Regions from separate parts of the Homo sapiens genome. Here region 2 is linked to region 1. The links are chromatin loops, found by intact Hi-C in ENCODE. Cell type or tissue: HepG2. All regions are shown on one strand. Links, peaks and the distances in the headings refer to the core of each region. The heading gives the core; the rest is flanking DNA.

Region 1 (9,877 bases), core at 4,564-7,063:
CGAAAAACCCAAAAGTAGCTTAGAAGCAATTCTACTTTTGTTATATGATAACATGATAGATCATGTTTTCTTTATCACAATTACTCTGCCAGAAAGCAGGATAAGAAAAAGTCCAGAAATCTTAGACCTGGAGAAATGATTTTTCCCAAAGTTGTATCTGTAGTAAACAGGTGATGTGGGAGGCTGGGTTGGTGATTGGGACGCTTGCATTTATTTCCTAATTCTGCCACTTTCTAGGATTTCTGAAGCATGGGAGAGAGATTCCAAATCTCCTGAGGGGCTGGGAAAAATGCACTCAATTACTTTTGGGACTAAAGTTTTGTGATTCTATATTCTCTGATTTATTAATCCTGTCAATTAGGCAGACTTAATTAATCAGGTGAGATGCGGTGTAGCAGGCCAGATCCTTCCGGGGAACACTTAGGGGCTTCCTATGCTAGTCCACTAGAGAAAGGTAAGGGCATGTTCCCTGAGGACTCAGCTGGATCCTGAGGATGATCTCCCTGTCTCACCGCCCTGCTGCTGGAGGACCACACAGCTCAGGCTCTGCCTGAAGGAATGGGGCATAACTATTAAGTTATGCAAGTTATAACTATTAAGTTGGTGCAAAAGTAACTGCAATTTTTGTCATTACTTTTTATTTCTTGAGATGGAGTCTCACTGTGTCACCCAGGCTGGAGTGCAATGGCACGATATCAGCTCACTGCAACCTCTGCCTCCCAGATTCAAGCAATTCTCTCACCTCAGCCTCCTCAGTAGCTGGGATTACAGGCACATGCCACCACGCCTGGCTAATTTTTGTATTTTTTAGTAGAGTTGGGGTTTTGCCATGTTGGCTAGGCTGGTCTTGAACTCCTGACCTCAGGTGATCCGCCCACCTCGACCTCCCAAACTGCTGGGATTACAGGTGTGAGCCACCGCGCCTGGCCTGTCATTACTTTTAATGGCAAAAACCACAATTACCTTTGCACCAACCTAATAGAAAAGTATCAGAAAAAAGTTTCAGTGAGGAGACTTTATGGGCCTTAAATGGTTTGAAGAGTCTCAAGCCTGCCCACAATGGCTCTTACATGCCCTTAGGCTGCGAAGAAATTTTAAAGACTGACCCCAGATGCTATCTGTGGACCTTGGAGCTGGGAGGAGTCATAAATCCTGCATACAGCCCCAGAGGCCCTCACACAGTGAAGGCAGCTCTGAGGTCCCATCAATGATTTCCCATGTATTTGTCTAGATTCCTCCACTGGCTGTGAAGTTGGGGGCAGAGGTCTGCCCACTCTCTGGTGTCTCTTCAGAGCCTGGCATATACATACTTATTGAGCCAATGAGTAAATGACTGAAACGCCTTAAAGTAGCTTAGAAACAATTCCACTTTGATTATATGATGGTAACATAGTGTCTATTGATGGGAGCCCAGATTACTAGGGCCACTTTTATTTTAAATACCGGATTTGGAGTAATCTGGGACAACTTCCCATTGGTGTTCATGATAGGAAAGGTTGTTGGGAAAAACCACCAGAAGAATCCTTCTGGGCTCTTGGTCAGGTTGGCCTAGAAGTGAGGCAGGAGAATAGGGTCTGGAGGCAGGGAACCTCAGGACTTCCTAGAACTAAATCAAGTGGAAACACTTCAGCTACCACAGGAAATATCATCTTCATTTACATAGGGCGTACACCAAGTAAATGACTTTGTAACTTTATTTCATCCTCTTCATTTACATAGAGTGTATACCAAGAAAATAACTTTGTAACTTCACTTTAGTCTCTTCATTTACATAAGGCTTAACACCAAGTAACCAATGGAAACCTCTAGAGGGTATTTAAAACCCAGAAAATTCTGTAACAGGGCCCTTGAGCCCCTATGCTCATACCTGCTCCCACCCTGTGGAGTGTACTTTCATTTTCAACAAATCTCTGCTTTTGTTGCTTCATTCTTTCCTTGCTTTGTTTGTGCATTTCGTCTAAATCTTAGTTCAAAACACCAAGAACCTGGACACCCTTAACTGGTAACAGAAGGGCTTCTTACTAGCCTAGTCTTCTACAAGAAATTGAACTGGAAGGATTCAAGAACAGAACTTCTGAACTAAAACAAAATCTTGGAAAGATTAAGGCAGAAAGGTTTCTTTAGTTTGGTCTTCATCCTTATTTTCCTTCCAGCCAGGATTTGGATTGATGGAGAGTATTGATTAATATGAAAGATTTGGGGCCTGGTGCGGTGGCTCACAACTGTAATCCCAGCACTTTGGGAGGCTGAGGCAGGCAGATCGCTTGACCCCAGGAGTTCAAGATCAGCCTGGCCAACATGGTGAAACTCCATCTCTACAAAAAACCCCCCAGATTAGTCAGGCATGGTGGCATGCACCTGTAGTCCCAGCTATTCCAGAGGCTGAGGTGGGAGGATCACCTGAGTCCAGGAAGTCAAGGCTGTGGCAGGCCAGGTCTCACTAACGCAGGCCTCCATAACAACTGTTTCAGCACTGACTGTGTAGTTAACTTAAATATTAAAAGCTGAAAGAGCCAGTGTCCTTACACAAAGGCTGGGATGTAACAAAAGCCCACCAAGAGCTTTGCCTAGGTCTTTCCTGGGCCTTAAAGCAAAATAATGAAGGAATTCTTAACAGGACCTGTTTAGGATTAAACAAGTTTTATTGGGGGTCTGAAGAAACTCCCCAGGCCTTCACAAACTCCTCAAACCTTCATGATTTAGCAGGAGACAAAATAAGGTTAATCACTCCAGCAACTGGACCCATTTAGATTGAGTAAATTTACTGAGGCTCCAGAGGAAGGTCTTCAGGACTCACACCTTAATTTTAGATTAAAAGAAGTTAATCACTTATGTCTTTTGATGAATGCACACTTACATGTAGACTTATAGCTTAAAAGGTATATAAGCTCTGGAAAACTTTGTAATTTTGAGTTAGTCTGGTGATAATTTCCAGGCCTTCTCCTTGTAACCGGTTGCAGAAATAAAAATCTTCTTCCTCAGTTCATCTGCATCTTGTTATTAGGCCATAAGAAATAGCAGCCCGACCCTCAGTTTGGTCCGAGAACAAGGCGGCAGTGAGCCATGATTGTGCCACTGCACTCTAGCCTGGGTGACAGAGCAAGACCCTGTCTCAAAAAGAAAAAAAAAATTGCAAATGTTGAAGATTGTGGATTTCATGGATTTTTTTTCTATACAGGGACTGCATTATCTCAAAAAATTAAAAACAGCCAAATTCTCATGTGTCTTCTGAACTGGGTTAATTGCTCTTGGGAGTTTAATTTTAGTTTCTGAGGCCTCTGACTTGCCAGAGGCAGTGTTAGACATGGGGTCATCAGCTTTCCCCAGAGGACTTCCTTTTAGTTAAGAGGCTTGTTTGGGGCTGGAAGAAGGGAATTTTTTTTGGTGGGGGAAGGAATGTGAAAGGATGGTAGTGCTTTTTCTTGGGAGCTGTGCTCACAAGGTCTGAGTTTTGTATGTTGTTTATTTACCCAAAAGGGGAAAACTGCAGTTATCTAATGTTATATGCAGGATATTCCCCAAACCCTGGGACAAGCAAGGTTTCCCAGGTACCTGTTTCTTTTTTTTTTTTGAGATTAGTCTGTGTCACTCAGGCTGCAGTGCAGTGGCACGACCTTGGCTTACCTCTGCCTCCCGGGTTCAAGCGGTTCTCATGCCTCAGCCTCCCAAGTAGCTGGGATCACAGGCATGTGCCACCACACCCGGCTAACTTTTTGTATTTTTAGTAGAGACGGAGTTTCGTCATGTTGGCCAGGCTAGTCTCAAACTCCTGACCTCAAGTGATCTGCCTGCCTTGGCCTCCCAGGTACCTGTTTCAAAGATGAACTGTTTGTGGTTTATGGAAACTGAAGTCTGGCCCTCTAGGGTAGAGTTTAAAGGGACATCTTATTTCCTAGTCACAGGAAGTTTTCTTGCAAAAGTGGGATCATCTATTGAATTCAAACCTGTGTCCCTCATAGGTTAGAGCCTGTGTTCTGGGCCTTGTATGGTTCGCCAATGTAATAATTACCTGGAAAGTTTGGATCCCTTCAACTCACACACCTCCACTACTCAGGTGTCAACAGTAAATGGGTCTCAGGATTCTCAAGGTGTGATGCTTTGGGGTGTGGGTGGTACCCACAAATCTGTTCTTGTAAAAACCTGAGTGGCCCTTAAAGTAAAAGTTTGAGGGGATAGAAAGGAAACCTCACCTTTGGGCCACACACCCTCCTTGCTCTTCTCTGGGTGTTCTTTTTTTTTTTTTTGAGACGGAGTCTCGCTCTGTCGCCCAGGCTGGAGTGCAGTGGCGCAATCTCGGCTCATTGCAAGCTCCGCCTCCCGGGTTCACGCCATTCTCCTGCCTCAGCCTCCCGAGTAGCTAGGACTACAGGCACCTGCCACCGTGCCCGGCTAATTTTTTGTATTTTTAGTAGAGACGGGGTTTCACCGTGTTAGCCAGGATGGTCTCGATCTCTTGACCTTGTGATCCGCCCTCCTTGGCCTCCCAAAGTGCTGGGATTACAGGCGTGAGCCACCGTGCCCAGCCTCTGGGTGTTCTTGTCTGAGAGGCAGTAGTGTCACTGGTAGTGGGGTTGTGACTGCAAGGTGTCCAAGTTCTTGGCATTTTGAACAAAGAATTGGACAAAACGCCCACCAAAGCAAAGAAGCAACAAAAGAATGAAAGCAGGGATTTATTGAAAACGAAAGTACACTCCGTAGGGTGGGAGCGAACCCGAGCTGCGGCTCAAGAGCCCGGATACAGAATCTTCTTGGGTCCAAATACCCACTAGAAGTTTCCCATTGGCCACTTCATGCTCATCTCATGTAAATGAATTGGTAGCCTACAATCAGTCTCGTTGCAGAAAGCAGCCAACCAGAGGCTGAAGTTACAAAGGTCACTCCTGTGCAAACCTATCAGAGGCATTTTGCAACCAATCGGAGGCTAGGGTGAAGTTACAAAGTTATACTTCTATGTGCAAACGAAGACTTGGCCTGCAATCGGTCTGACTGGTTGTGGACCGCAACTATTCAGAGGCTGGAGTGAAGTTACCAAGTTGCAAAAGAAGACTCCACCTGCAATCAGTCTGATTTGTTGTTGACACCCAATTTCCCATTTGTCGTTCAGAAAAGGTCAAAGAGAGTAGCCTCTGGTCGTTTTGTTGCTTAGGTGTGGAAAGTTAGGGTTTTCCTTTCAATTTAGTTCTAGGAAGTCTGCGTGAAGGTTTCCTGCCTCCAGATCCTATTCTCCTGCCTCAGTAGGAGCCTTTTTAAACAAGCCTCTTGTTAAAAAAACAAAACAACCTCTAGACAATTTAAATTTAGCAGTTTATTTGAGCAAGGAATGATTCATGAATCGGGCAGCACTCAGAATTACAAAAGATTCAGAGAACTCTGCAAAGAAGCAGTGATATAGAAAACAAGTTAAAGTACAGAAATAGCCTGGTTGGTTGCAGCTCAGCTCTTGCCTTATTTGGCCTCGGGTCTGATCAGTTGGCAGCCTGTGATTGGCTGAAGCTGGGCTGCAGAGGGGCTGAGACTCAGCTGTTTGTTATTCTCCCAAGTTAGGTTTTCAGTTTATGTGCTAAGTTAGGTTGCGGTTCATTACCTAGGAACTGAGAGTACAGAGACAGCCTCAGGTCAGGGGCCTTTCTTATTTAACACTCTCATGATACATTTTTCTGCGTGAATATGCATTTAATACATGGACATGAAGCAAAGCTGCAAAGGGTGCAGCTTTTCTGGACCTGAAAAACAAGTTGGGTTAAAGCAGGTGAGGCTTCCCCCTCCCCATCGGTGTGTATATAGTTTCTTATCCCTGCCTCACCCTTCCTTCTGCCATTTGCCTTGGCAGTGTGATTTGTATCTGTAGTGCTGGTTGGGGCAGGTGAGGTTTAGTAGGGGCAGTTTATGAAGGCTTGTGTTTGCACACTCTGAGATTTTGGGCCCAGCCTGGGTGCCCCTGAGGACAGGTCTGAGCTGGTTCCAGGGTATGGCTTCCAATGCTGGAGCGTCCTGCTGCTCTCTGCTGCCCCCTGGGAGAATATTCTCACACTGCCGTTCCAGGTCAAAGGCAGGAAGACAAGGTATTAATAATTTCCAGGTGGAACAAACTGGGGGCTCGGCGTGAGAAGAATTTCACTGGTTAGATTCACGTATCGAGAAAAACACACAACATACCTAGAGACTATGGAAAAATCCATGCACTCCAGCCTCTTCATCTGCAGCTTTAATTCTCACGAAAGCATCCCCACATGTGATTGTTTCTGTTCCTTGTGTCCTGGCTTTAAGATCTCATTTCAAACTTGTCATTCTCCTTAATAATAAAAATCTTGTCAATCCCTTGCTGAAATCAGGTCTGTCCTATTTCTCAGATCTGTTAGTTTGGAAGTCCCATTTATAGAGGTGATAAGATTAGGCATGGCTTGTCCTTAGTGAACCTTAGTGCTTCCTTTTCTAAAAGTGGGCATAGTGTACTGGTTACGAATATGAGCTCTGGAGTCAGGGGAGTCTCAGGCCCATCACTGAGAACGAGACTAATGCCTGCCTTCTGTGGTGAGGATGAAATGAGATGATATATAGAAAGCACTCTGTGTAGTGTCTATCTCATAAGCCAATGAATGTTGACTGTTTTGTTATTTCCTAAGTTCTTATAATTCATTCATTAGTTTGTTCCAGACTCTTGAATGGTCTCCAAGTCCTCTTAATTTGTTGACTGCATTCTTCATGATTTCTCCACTGTGATACTCTATGAGAAACAGCAGACACGCAGACACAAGCCTTGACCCAGTGGGGTCACAGTGGGTGGTGGGGAAAATCAGTCTCAGACCCAGTCATGACAGGGGTTAAAGTGAAGGTGCTTTTGGCAGATCACACATGTTCTGCATAAAAGCCAAATCTGCTCTGTTTCCAGTATGTCTAAACACTTCACCTTTAACAGTAAAAAATAAAAACATAAAAACTTTGCACCCTGAGATAAATCAGAAGTATCAGAGTCACCCTGACAGGCCTGGTCCCCAAATAATAAAACGTGAATGTTTATTGTAAACTTGGGCACCTTCCAAAACAAGCTCCCGGACCCCATATTTGCTATGTGGATGTTTAGAGCTATGGCGAGAGCTTTGTGAATACAGCAGTCAAGTGAGTAAGTTGCTGCTTTCTCACCAGAAACACGTGAATGGATATTTTGTAACTTTGGTAATACTGCACATTTTCCCTTTAAGTCCTTGTTATATTTTTTATTTAACCGACCAGTCCTTCAGAAGTCTGATTCTCTTGCTCTCTTTGAAGGTGAACTTTTCTTTCCTTTTGTAAATGCCTCTTTCTCTGAGTATTTTGACACTGGTTGTGCCTTGCCTGAATCATGATGAGGTACAAAGTCTCAAAAGATGTTCCATTTGGTCCACTTTGTTATTAGGTTAAGATTAAAAAAAATTTGAGATACTTTGAGAGTATAAATACTCTTAAGAAGTATAAGTACTTTTAGAGTATAAATACTTGAGAATTACCCATGAGAAGTGGTGAAAATAGTATAGTGAGTTCCCATATACCCTTAGTTTAAGATAGCATCTTAACCCCAGCACATTAGCAAACCAGGAAATTGACATTGGTATTAACTAAAGTTCAGATTTTATTCAGATTTCACCAGTTTTTATATGCACTTTTTTTTTGAGACTGAGTCTCGCTCTGTCGCCCGGGCTGGAGTGTGGTGGTGTGTTCTTGGCTCACTGCAACTTCTGCCTCCCGGGTTCAAGTGGTTCTCCTGCCTCAGCCTCTGAAGTAGCTGGGACTACAGGTGCATGCCAACAAGTTTGGCTAATTTTTTTTTTAATAGAGATGGGGGTTTCACCATGTTGGCCAGGCTGGTCTTGAACTCCTGACCTTAGGTGATCCACCTGCCTCATCCTCCCAAAGTGCTGGGATTACAGACATGAGCCACCACACTTAGCCTATATGCACTTTTTGTGTTTGTGTATGTGTGTGTGCATAGCTCTGTGAAATTTTATCACGTGTAGATTTATGTAAACACAGCCACATCCAGGGTGCAGACAATTCCATCACCCAAAGAAATTCTGTGGTGTTACCACGTTATACTTACACTTTCTCCCTAACCTGACCTGTGACAACTATTGCTCTGTTCTTCATCACTATAATTTTGTCATTTCAAGAATGTTATATAAATGGTCCATAGAGTATGTAAACATTTAAGATGAGCTTTTTTCACTTAGCATAATGCACTTGAGATCCATCCAAGTCATACGTATCAGTATGTTTCTTTCTGTTGCTGAGTAATATTCTACTGTATAATGTACTGCAGTGTATTTCACTATTCACTTGTTGAAGGATGTTTGGGTTCTTTCCAGTTCTTGGCTATTACAAATAAAGCTGCCATGAACATTTATTTATAGTTTCTTAGTGTGCATGTAAGTTTTATTTTTCTAGGTTTCTGGATGACCATCTTATGTTATAAATTGTGTTTGCAGTTGTATTTATAACACAGCTGGTGTTAAGTTGTGCTTCTTGGATTATCCTGTGTGCATGAGAAAAGAACAGAAGTAACTTAGGATGTAAGTGATGCATTTAGACCAAGCGAAGTCAAAAGCTATCATGACATTTGATGCTAATGGTGATTTGACAGTACTTCAAATAGAGTCAATTGGTAAGAGAATTGAGCCATCACAAAACACGTGGTAGTATAAATATGCCAAACTCAAAAACATTTGTGTGGAAACATCAGTTCCGTAGCTGTGTTGTGAAGAGAAGAGTGATTTCGTTCCAGCAGAAAAACATCATCTACCTCGTTATATTAAAACAATTGTTCATTTGGATTTTTATTGGTTTTATAGTTTTCTTTTTTATTTCATTTATAAATTTGTTTTAATTTTATGGCTGTGGACTGGCACATAATCAGCTTAACTACTCAATAAAACCACTATAATATATGTGATTTAATAATGGTTGTGGTATTGAAGAAAGGCAAGGTACAAAACAAATACACTATATTGAAAAAGCTGTAAAGGTGGGAATTTATATCATGTTTTGTTTGTACATATTAATATAGTTGGCATTTTGGATCAAACAGACGTAAAAATAAAGGTGCTTAAACAAATATAGAAGGTCTACTTATCTTATAAAAGTCTGAGCTGGTAGGTGGTGTAGTAGGGTGGGTCGTCTAGATACCCAAGCTCCTTCTAGCTTGTTGTTCTACCTTCTCCTGGATCAGTGCTTCTCAAATTTTAGTGTGAATATGAATTACTTGGAGATCTTATTTAAATGCAGAGTTTGGCATCAGTAGGTCTAGGGTGAGGCCTGAGAACCCCTATTTCCACAAAGTCCCAGCTGCTGCTCCTTCTGCTGGTTCGCAGGCCACATTTTGAATAGTAAGGTCCTGAGTACTGCCTTCATTCACATGGTTGAAGCAGTTTCATCCCCACTTCACTGGATTTCCAGCTATGGGAAGGGGTCCAGGGGAAGTCGAGGACTGGCAGCGTCTTAATGAGAACATGACCAGAAGTTGTTTATGTTCTCTTCACTTCTCACTGCCAAAACTTGTCATATGATTGTACTCAGTTGCAAGGGAGGCTGCAACATGTAAGCTCTGGGTAAAACTTGATGAATTCTATTAACGAAAAGGAAGGTAGGGAGAATTAATGCTAAGGAACTGTTAGTGGTCTCTGCCACAATATTTCATGAGAATTTAAGGCAACACGGGGTTTATGAGAATTTTTTCCTTTTGAAGAGGTGCATGCATTACTTAAGTTTGAGAAACACTAATCTGAAGTATACTGTGAAGTTCCATTTTAAGAGTTAATAAGGTTAAGCATAGCTTGTCCTTAGTGAATCCATAGTGCTTCCTTTTCTGAAATTGGGTATAGAGTACTGGTTCAGAAGGTGATCTCTG
Region 2 (9,877 bases), core at 3,419-5,918, 120 kb before region 1:
GTATTTTTAGTAGAGATGGGGTTTCACCATGTTAGCCAGGGTGGTCTCAAACTCCCAACCTCGTGATCCGCCCACCTCGGCCTCCCAAAATGCTGGGATTACAGGTGTGAGCCACCTAGCCCGGCTCCTATTTTTTTTTTTTCTCAAGATGGAGTCTTGATCTGTTACCTAGGCTGGAGTGCAGTGGCGCAATCTTGGGTCACTGTAGCCTCCGCCTCCTGGGTTCAAGCAATTCTCCTGCCTCAGCCTCACGAGTAGCTGGGATTACAGGTGCCTGCCACCACACCCGGCTGATTTTTGTATTTTTAGTAGAGAAGGGGATTTACTATGTTGGCCAGCCTGGTCTCGAACTCCTGACCTCAGGTGACCCACCCACCTTGGCCTCCCAAAGTTCTGGGATTACAGGCATGAGCCACTGCACCTGTCTGGGAAATGAACAATTGTAAGATTAGGAAGTAATGTGGGAGAAGTGAATACATTTATAAGGGAGGATGGGAAGGACAACCAGCAAACCACAAGAATTCTCAGACAGATCAAGCTCTGGGAGTACGGTGGAAGCAGACCACCTTTAACCGGATTCTCCTTAAACTATCCTAACCTCCTGGAAAGTTGTCTTGTTAACTCCAGGGCCCTACTGCTTTAGTTTGAAGAAAACTGCTCTAGCCTGTTTAACATGTTAGCCTTTATATTTGGCTGATTCAGTGAGAATGTTAGGATATCTCTTAACTGTACTCCTTAGAATATTAACTTTTTCTTTAGTAGTTTTTGGTTGGTAAAGGTTGAAAATAATGAAAACTGTGCTTAACAAGAACTAAATGGTCTATACCAGGACAGGCAGAGAAAGTCATGGTTGGGTTAATGGCAGTGGGAACAGACCACACATTGATATTCTGCAGCAGTGTTTCAGCATGTGATTCTAGTGATTTGTGAGTAGTGATCACTATAGGTCCTGTCTCCATTTTCTTAAAGACTTTGTGATTCCTCCAGACTATGAGTGTTGTAACATTTATGGCACATAGGAGCTAAGATAGATTTTTTTTTCCCCCTAAAACAGGGTCTTGCTCTGTTGCCCAGGCTGGAGTTCAGTGGCTGGCATGATCTTTAGTTCACTGTACCCTTGAACTCCTGGGCTTAAGTGATCTTCCCGCCTCAGCTTCCCAAATAGTGGGGACTACAGGCACACACCACCATGCCTGATTAATTTTTAAATTTTTAGTAGAGACAGGGTCTCACTAGGTTGCCTAGGTTGGTCTTGAACTCCTGGCCTCAAGCAGTCCTCCTGCCTCAGCTTTCCAAAGTGCTCGGATTACAGGTGTGAACCATCGGACCTGGCCTCTTTTTTTTTTTAAAAGAACAAACCCCAAATGCTCAAATTTAGTAATTTAAGCTATGTGTTCTAGAAGATGTACTTGATAGAGGATATATACTTTTTATAAATTGGAATGTTGAAAAAATAGTAGTTATGATCAATAGTTATGAGAAATAGAAGTTTTACTAATACAAGCGTTTTGGTCAGCATGTATTATATATGTTTCTGAAAAACTGCAAAATAATATGGTTTATAGGAAAATATTATTGAGTCAGACCACTTAAAATGTATGCAATTTAGTAAGCAAGCACTAACAAACACAATACTTGGCATCTTGAGGGAATAACTTGGATGTCCCAGACAGGCAGGCAGCTCAGCTTCACTGGAAGCTGCCCGAGGGGACATGAACAAAGCATGGACAAAGTTGAATGGAAATGTCAGCAGTAGGTGCTGATGTAATACAGACAGTGTGGGCTGCCATTGAGGCAGTGTAGGGCCAGTGCCACCTGCCACATTGGCTGAGAGCTGTGCTACCCTGGAGGTGCCTTTCTCTGAAGAGGGAGACTGGGTACAAATGCGAATTTCTGATTTTCTTAAAATAGAGTTAAAAGGACTTCTGCCTGTATAGCAGCTGAGTTGAGAGATGTTTCCTGCAGAAGGTGATACAGTTGACCCTTGATCCACTTGGGGGTTAGGAGTACTGCCCCCAGGCCCTCATCCTCACCCTGCAGGCAGTTGAAAATCTGTGTACAACTTTTGACTCCCCAGAAACTTTACTAATAGTCTACTTTTGACTGGAGCCTTATTGATAACATTAACAGTCGATTAACATATTTTGTATGTTATATGTATTATATACTGTATTCTTATAGTAACGTAAGCTAGAGGGAAGAAAATCATAAGGAGGAGGAGGAGGGGTTGGTCTTGCTGTTTCAGGGGTGGCAGAGGCAGAAGAAAATCCATGTATAAGTAGACCTGCACAGTTCAAACCCATGTTTTCAAGGGTCACCTAATTATTTTCCCACTAATCTGCTCCCCTAAATGATGAAATATCCCATATGAAGGAATATAGCTCCTGTACTGTACTAGTCGTATGTGAGTTATCTGATGTTACAGAAACATGTACTGTAGCAGAACAGATTATAATTCAGAGCAGACTGGGAAATTTTTCCCCATAACACTGGGACTTCAAATCTTCCTGAGGGTAATAGAAGCTCAAATCAATAAATGTGTGCCAGAGACACTATAACCTTAGTGTCTCTGGGATTAGAGCTACAAACCATTTCCAGGATTTTAGTCCACAGTGAAAAATTTTCAGTCCGTGATCATTACTCATTTCAGCAGCATGCTTTGTTGTTTGTTTAGTTTTAAAAGAGCTTGTCATCAAGTTGTAGTTTCTAAAAACAATTTTCATACTTAGGTTTGTATAATCAGCACACTATAGAAAGCTTAGAGAATGGATTTTGCTTGCTAAACACTAATTTCTGATGGTGATGTGCTATCCTTTAACATGACCCTTGAATATCAAATTGGTTAACATACAGAGGACTGTGACAGTATAATATTGTGACAGTATAATATTTTCCACTTGTTTCAATGTAAGAAAACTGGAAAAGTATCAAGAGATAGTTGATATATCTAGGAAAAATTAACTTTCTTTTTTTTTTTTTTTTTTTTGAGATTGAGTCTCACTCTGTTGCTCAGGCTGGAGTGCAGTGGCGCGATCTTGGCTCACTGCAACCTCCGCCTCCCGGGTTCAAATTCTCATGCCTTAGCCTCCCGAGTAGCTGGGAATACAGGTGTGCGTCACTGCGTCTGGCTAATTTTTGTATTTTTTTTGGTCTGACCTCAGGTGATATGCCCGCCCCGGCCTCCCAAAGTGCTGGCATGGGATTACAGGCGTGAGCCACCACGCTAGGCACTTTCTTTACATTTCTGTTGGTGATGATCTGCAGTTTTTTGAGGTCAAAGGAAAAGAAAACTACAGTAATAAGGAAGCTTTCCTGTTTGGGGCTTCATTCAGTAGCCTGCAGCTGCTTTCACTTAGGGCTTTGATTGCTTTTCAGTAAACAGCATATGATAATACTTCGTCAAATGCTTTGTTTTCTTTTTTCATTAAGATGATTTCTTAGATTTATCACAACTCTTGAGTATTTCTAAGGTTAAATAGCATTTTAGAATTGATTTTTTTTTTTTTTTTTTTTTGAAACAGAGTCTCGTTCTGTCGCCCAGGCAGGAGTGCAGTGGCGCGATCTCACTGCAAGCTCCGCCTCCCGAGTTCACGCCATTCTCCTGCCTCAGCCTCCGGAGTAGCTGGGACTACAGGCGCCCGCCACCGCGCCCGGCTAATTTTTTGTATTTTTAGTAGAGACGGGGTTTCACCGTGTTAGCCAGGACGGTCTCGATCTCCTGACCTCGTGATCTGCCCACCTTGGCCTCCCAAAGTGCTGGGATTACAGGTGTGAGCTACCGCGCCCAGCCTAGAATTGATTTTACAAAAGAAATTTGATTAATATAGGATTGGATTGCTTTAAATGTTGTTTTAGCTTTGCTTTTTAATGTGACTATATCATTTAGTCACATTTAATGTGATTTAATGTGACTTAAATAATTGAAATTATTTAGACTAGTGAAGATGTATAAGTCATACCCACTGGAACAAAGGTCTATGACCTTTTCCCGGTGAGAAACTACCTTTAAGTTTTCCAAAGTCTTGTGATTAGATTACTAAAGTGGGTGATGATAGTTTAGAGTTACTGATTGGAACAGGAAATGTTAGTTGCTATGGTTTTGTTTCTAATGTACTGTATTTATATGTAAAGCATTTCCTCTCTTTATTATAGGACTTTTTTTTTTTAAGTTGCTGATAATGGTCTTTTTATGGGCCAAAAAAAAAAAAAATCTTTATTTCTTTCCTAGCTTGCTGGAAACTTAGCTTATGTTTAGGAGATTCCTCTTAAAGAAAGAGAAAACAACATACAGATTCTATATATGGCTTCACATCTACTTGCTTTTATGTCCATGGAACCCATAAAATATTTATGTTATGCCCAGGTTATGAATAACCTCTGATTGTTCATTCAGCCCTTGAACAAACATTTATCTTCAGCACCTGCACAGTATCCTGTCACATTATTTGCTCAATTCTGGGATGGTTCATGAAGCAACTGCTTTACCAAGCAATGTACTATGGCTGGAAGCAAAGGCTCAGTAGGGGTGCTCTGTCAAACACTTAAAAGTCAGTGTTTAGAGACAAGTTATAAACACAAAACAGAACAGCCCATTTTTTAGTTTTTGAGGTTGTATTCTATTCTTGTTCTCTATTGCTTGAGTCATGGAACCCCCTCTAGAATATAGACCTGATTAATTTGTATACAGCTACTGGCACTTATGCAAACAACAAGAAGAGTTCGGTAAATAGAAAGATTACTCCATTACTTTGTATATTACCTTCCAATATATGTGTATTGCATAAAACGGATTAATTTTTACATTTTTTCTTTGTGTACATGTGAAACAGAAGATTGCTTTATGGACGATTGACAGGTGGTACTGAAACGTCCTCTTCAAACAAGTGGGATCCTAAAATGTTAATGAAAGAAAGGACCTCATTTTATGAAGAAACTCAGGTCCAGAGAGGTTGTGTCATCCCAGGATTACACTGTAAATTAATAACAAATTAGTAGCAGGATGAACTTGGGCAAACATAGACAGTCATGATGTTAAATGCTCAAACCCTCAAAGAACAGTTTTAATGAGGATTACATTGCCTTCTCTTGCAGAATAGGTTCGATTCTGAATTCTCACAACCCTGAAAGATAGGTGATGTGTGTCCACATTTTATTGATAAGGAGACTAGTGTTAGAGAGCTTTTGACACAAACAGGGATGGCAGAGTTATGACTCAAACCTGGGTCTCCTACAGTGCTGTACTGTTTCTCCTACCCATTTCTTAAAACTCACAGTGTGTCAAGGGTACTTTAAATTTTGAGAGGCTTGTTACAGAATGAGATGGATTGAGAAATCTATACCAGATAGCAAATTATAGCCGGTATACTCTGTTATGTATATGTTTAGCTTTGTGAGAGCACTTTGAAGTGTGACAATAAAACCAATGCCTAGGTCGGGTGTGGTGGCTCACGCCTATAATCCCAGCACTTTGGGAGACTGAGGTGGGCGGATCACCTGAGGCCAGGAGTTCGAGACCAGCCTGGCCAACATGGTGAAACCCCATCTCTACTAAAAATATAAAAATCAGCTGGGCGTGGTGGCACGTGCCTGTAATTCTAGCTACTCGGGAGACTGAGGCAGAAGAATCACTTGAACCTGGGAGGTGGAGGTTACAGTGAGCCAAGATCGTGCCATTGCACTCAGGCCTGGATACAGAGCAAGAAATTGTCTCAAAAAAAAAAAAAAAAAAGGGAGGCCGGGTGCAGTGGCTCACGCCTGTAATCCCAGCACTTTGGGAGGCCGAGGTGGGTGGATCACCAGGTCAGGTGATCTAGAAATTAAAATTTTTGTTTTTTTTCAAGACAGGGTATCACTCAGTCATCCAGGCTAGAGTGCAGTAGTGTTATTTCAACTCACAGCAACCTCTGCTTTCTGGGCTCAAGTGATATTCCTGCTTCATCCTCCCGAGTATCTGGGACTACAGGCATATATCACCATGCCTGGCTAATTGTTTGTTTTTGTAGAGACGGGGTTTCACTATTGTTGCCCAGGCTGGTCTTGAACTCTTAGTCTTGAACCAAGGTGATCCTCCCACCTTGGCCTCCCAAAATGCTGGGATTACAGGTGTGAACCACCACACCTGGCCTGCATTTTTTGATTATTAGAAGTTCCTCACTGTCCTGTTATGTGCTTGTTCACTTACTGTGTCCCTGTATAGCTAATTTATTATTTTTTAAAAAACTTTTTATCTTTTTAGATAGAGTCTCACTCTGTCATCCAGGCTGGAGTACAGCCGTGTGATCTCAGCTCACTGTAGCCTCAACCTCCCAGGCTCAAGTGATCCTCCTACCTCTGTCTCCAGAGTAGCTGGGACTACAGGTGCGTGCCACCATGCCCAGCTAATTTTTTAATTTTTTTGTAAAAAATGAGGTTTTGCCATGTTGCCCAGGCTGGTCTCATATTCTTGGTGTTAATGGTGGAGGGTATCCTGGTTCTTGGCATCTTGAACAAAGAATTGGTCAAAACGCACAAACAAAGCGAGGAAGGAATGAAGGGTTTTATTGAAAATGAAAGTACACTCCATAGTATGGAAGTGGGCCTGAACATAGGGGCTCAAAGGCCCGGTTACAGAATTTTGGCGAGTTTAAATATCCTCTAGAGGATTCCATTGGTTACTTGGGGTATGCCCTATGTAAATGGAGAGGATGAAGTAAAGTTACAAAGTCATTTACTTGGCCTACACCCTCTGGAGAGGATATTTCCTGTTATAGCTGAAGTGTGAATCGGCCTGATGTTCTCTGCCTCCAGACCCTATTTTCCTGCCTCATCTCCCCACTTTGAGATGTGATCCCCATAAATCTTTATGGGAGGCAGAGGGACCAATGTTCTTTTTCTGTAACTACTTCATGCTGCCTTGAGGCCTAGTCCCTACCTATTGGGGACCATGGAACTCTCGCCCTGCTCTGTCTAGTGAAGGTAGGGTAGCTTTTTTTTTTGAGATGGAGTTTTTGCTCTTGTTGCCCAGGCTGGAGTGCAGTGGCATCGTCTTGGCTCACTGCAACCTCCACCTCCCGAGTTCAAGCGATTCTCCTGCCTCAGCCTCCCAAGTAGCTGGGATTACAGGTTACCCACCACCATGCCCAGCTAATTTTTGTATTTTTAGTAGAGATGGGATTTCACCATGTTGGCCAGGCTGGTCTTGAACTCCTGACCTCAAGTGATCTGCCCACCTCAGCTTCCCAAAGTGCTGGGATTACATGCGTGAACCACCATGCCCTGCCAGCAGGGTAGCTTCTTGATGGCCAGGGGTGGTGTCTTCACCTGGAATTGGCTGGAACCTTTGTTGCATGATCATCTGAAGCTTGATGGTTTCTAGGCGAGAGGGAATGAATTTGGTTAAAAGATTTAATGGGAACTTCAGAGGTGGATACCTATGCTGTCAGAAATGTTTGTTACAGAGATTTGCAGAAGAAAAAACAAAACCTTGTCTGTTCTAGAACCCATGTGTTTCCCTAAAGTCTTAGCACAAACAACCCCGTTTTGGTTTGGTTTGGTCTGTTGGGGCCCAGTGCATGAACTTAGTCCAAAACAATGGGCTTCCAGAATTTTGTTGAAAAAATTCCCCCTTTTTGTTCAGGTTCTTACTTAGGTGAGAGTATGAGCAAAACTTAGGGCCATAGCACCACTCTCAGTTACCATCATTTTCGTTTCCAGTCTCAGCACATCATTTATAGGTTAAGTCCTCATGGTTGCACATTTCCTTCAGCTCTTGTCATTCCAGTTGAAGAGCAATCATATGACATTCTAGAGATGGCTGCATGGAAGCATTTAAAACCTTTGAGAGAATACAGCACTCCAGGGAGACGATTATTATGACTGTTGGGAGGATAATACCAAGAGTTCGGAGTATGCTCCTTACCCGGGTCACCATACCAAACCACCTAAAATTATGTAGATTAAAGAATGATCTGGATGAAGTGTCTGCTTGCTTGACCAAATGGTCTTTTTTTTTTTTTTTTTTTTTTTTTAAGAGATGGAGTCTCGCTCTGTCACCTAGACTGGAGTGCCATGGCACAATCTTGGCTCACTGAAACCTCCACCTCACAGATTTAAGCGATTCTCCTGCCTCAGCCTCCAGAGTAGCTGGGATTACAGGTGCCTGCCACCACGGCCGGCTAATTTTTGTATTTTTAGTAGAGACGCGGTTTCACTATGTTGGCCAGGCTGGTCTCGAACTCCTGACCTCAGGTAATCCACCTGCCTCGGCCTCTCAAAGTGCTGTGATTACAGGTGTGAGCCACTGCGCCCAGCTGAGTAAGTGGTCTTTTCATTAATCCCCTACAACTGAATTTTTATAACCTGCATTCTATGTATTTCTCGATAGGCCACAGGTGCCAGCAGCTGCACAGATACATGTCTGTTTAGCCAATTCTATTATTTAGCATAACTTTCACAAGAGAATTTAAAATCTGTTGTGTGATGATAGCCTTTAAAGTAGAATGTGCTAGAGAGCCTATCATGAGGGATACATTTCTAATCATTGCTTCTTTCACTTTAAACCATGGAAAAAGAGCCAAATAACTGATGCCCTTCTAGAAGAGGGAAGGCCTCCTGGCAATGTTCTCTTTAACCCATGATGTGGGTTAAGAGGAGTGAACCAGTGTTTTATTTTTGACTGATTATGAGGCAATGTATATACCATTAAGGTTTCTTACCTACATTGGGCCTTCATTTTTTATCTGTCAAAGTATAAGATTACCCAGGTAGAAGGCTGGCTGCAGACCCCTTCATAAATAAAAGTACACTCCATAAATCCACATAACAGACCCCTTTTCCACTTCTATTGTTTGTAGAGATGTAGGCAAGAAAAAAATATTCAAAGATAAGAGTTTCATGATAGTAAAGTCTTAACCTGTGAACTTGGAAAAGCTGTTCACATCAAGGATGCTATCTTCTTGGGAGAAATTTCCCTGGTTGGCTTTATCTCAAAGGTTCCAATGGATGCAGTTCCAGAAGTGTGCAGGGACCCCTCTCAGTTGTGAGACCATGAACCCAAAGCCCAAGGTCCCAAAGTTTTGTTGTAGTGTGGATGGGGAGGACAGTCTTTCTCTGATGTTCTCAGAAGATTCAAACGATAAAAAGCTTTTTTTACCTGGTGAAAATACACTGTAGTGTAGTAATCTACTGTTACAACATCAGCCCTCTTGCATGGGAAAGCTTTTATACAACCAGATATCAGTGGAATGAAATCGCTTTGTAAAATATTTAAATGGCCCACCAGGTGACCAAATGTACGTGAAGCTTTAATTGTCTTCCCAGTAATATGGGACCAAGCATTGGTTATAAACTATTTTAAACAATTTTAGTATCAACTGGTTTGATTTGGTTATTTCTGTGGTTTACAATGACAACATAATAAGCATAATTATAGTTGATAGCGTATACTTAGACATTAGAATTTTAGAAATCCCATACAATTTTGGAATATACATTAGTATTATTCACAAAAATGTAACCTAAAGAAGACTGAACATCGTTTTGGCAATCCCGTGTATGTAAACATGTCAAATAATCCTGTTTACCTCTTTTCTGGATGTTTTCAGGGACCCTCTGATACATCCAGAGAGCCAGGCATTAGGAAAGACAATTTTGAAACTGAAGTTTGATTTTGGAATTCCAGATTACCATATATTATACGTTTTGCCAAAATGATGACTCAGAAATTTTATTTTATTTTATTTATTTATTTTTTTGAGACAGAGTCTTGCTCTGTCGCCCAGGCTGGAGTGCAGTGGTGTGATCTCGGTTCACTGCAACATCTGCCACCCAGGTTTAAGCAATTCTCCTGCCTCAGCCTCCTGAGTAGCTGGGATTACAGGTGCATGCCACCACGCTCGGC

What was found. Peaks named below come from ENCODE experiments on the same cell type or tissue, not always from the same donor. Only the 100,000 strongest peaks of a DNase experiment are listed, where the experiment ranks them.
Region 2: it touches region 1 in a loop (4-fold over the local background); 9 of 110 quality-filtered maps call a loop at or near these places.

Annotation. Positions count from the first base shown.
Region 1 is chr14:34,327,956-34,337,832 of GRCh38, reverse strand. No RefSeq gene overlaps it. Among named protein-coding and RNA genes, the nearest start is that of SPTSSA, 130 kb to the left of the region's middle. In HepG2, for the core only: a CTCF peak has its summit at 6,005; DNase peaks (open chromatin) are centred at 4,902, 5,492 and 5,992; H3K4me3 peaks cover 1,292 bases.
Region 2 is chr14:34,445,355-34,455,231 of GRCh38, reverse strand. The region is part of intron 1 of SPTSSA (serine palmitoyltransferase small subunit A); the gene reads left to right. Among named protein-coding and RNA genes, the nearest start is that of SPTSSA, 12 kb to the left of the region's middle. RefSeq lists a silencer at 4,255-4,549. In HepG2, for the core only: no CTCF peak of the experiment used is centred there; a DNase peak (open chromatin) is centred at 4,441.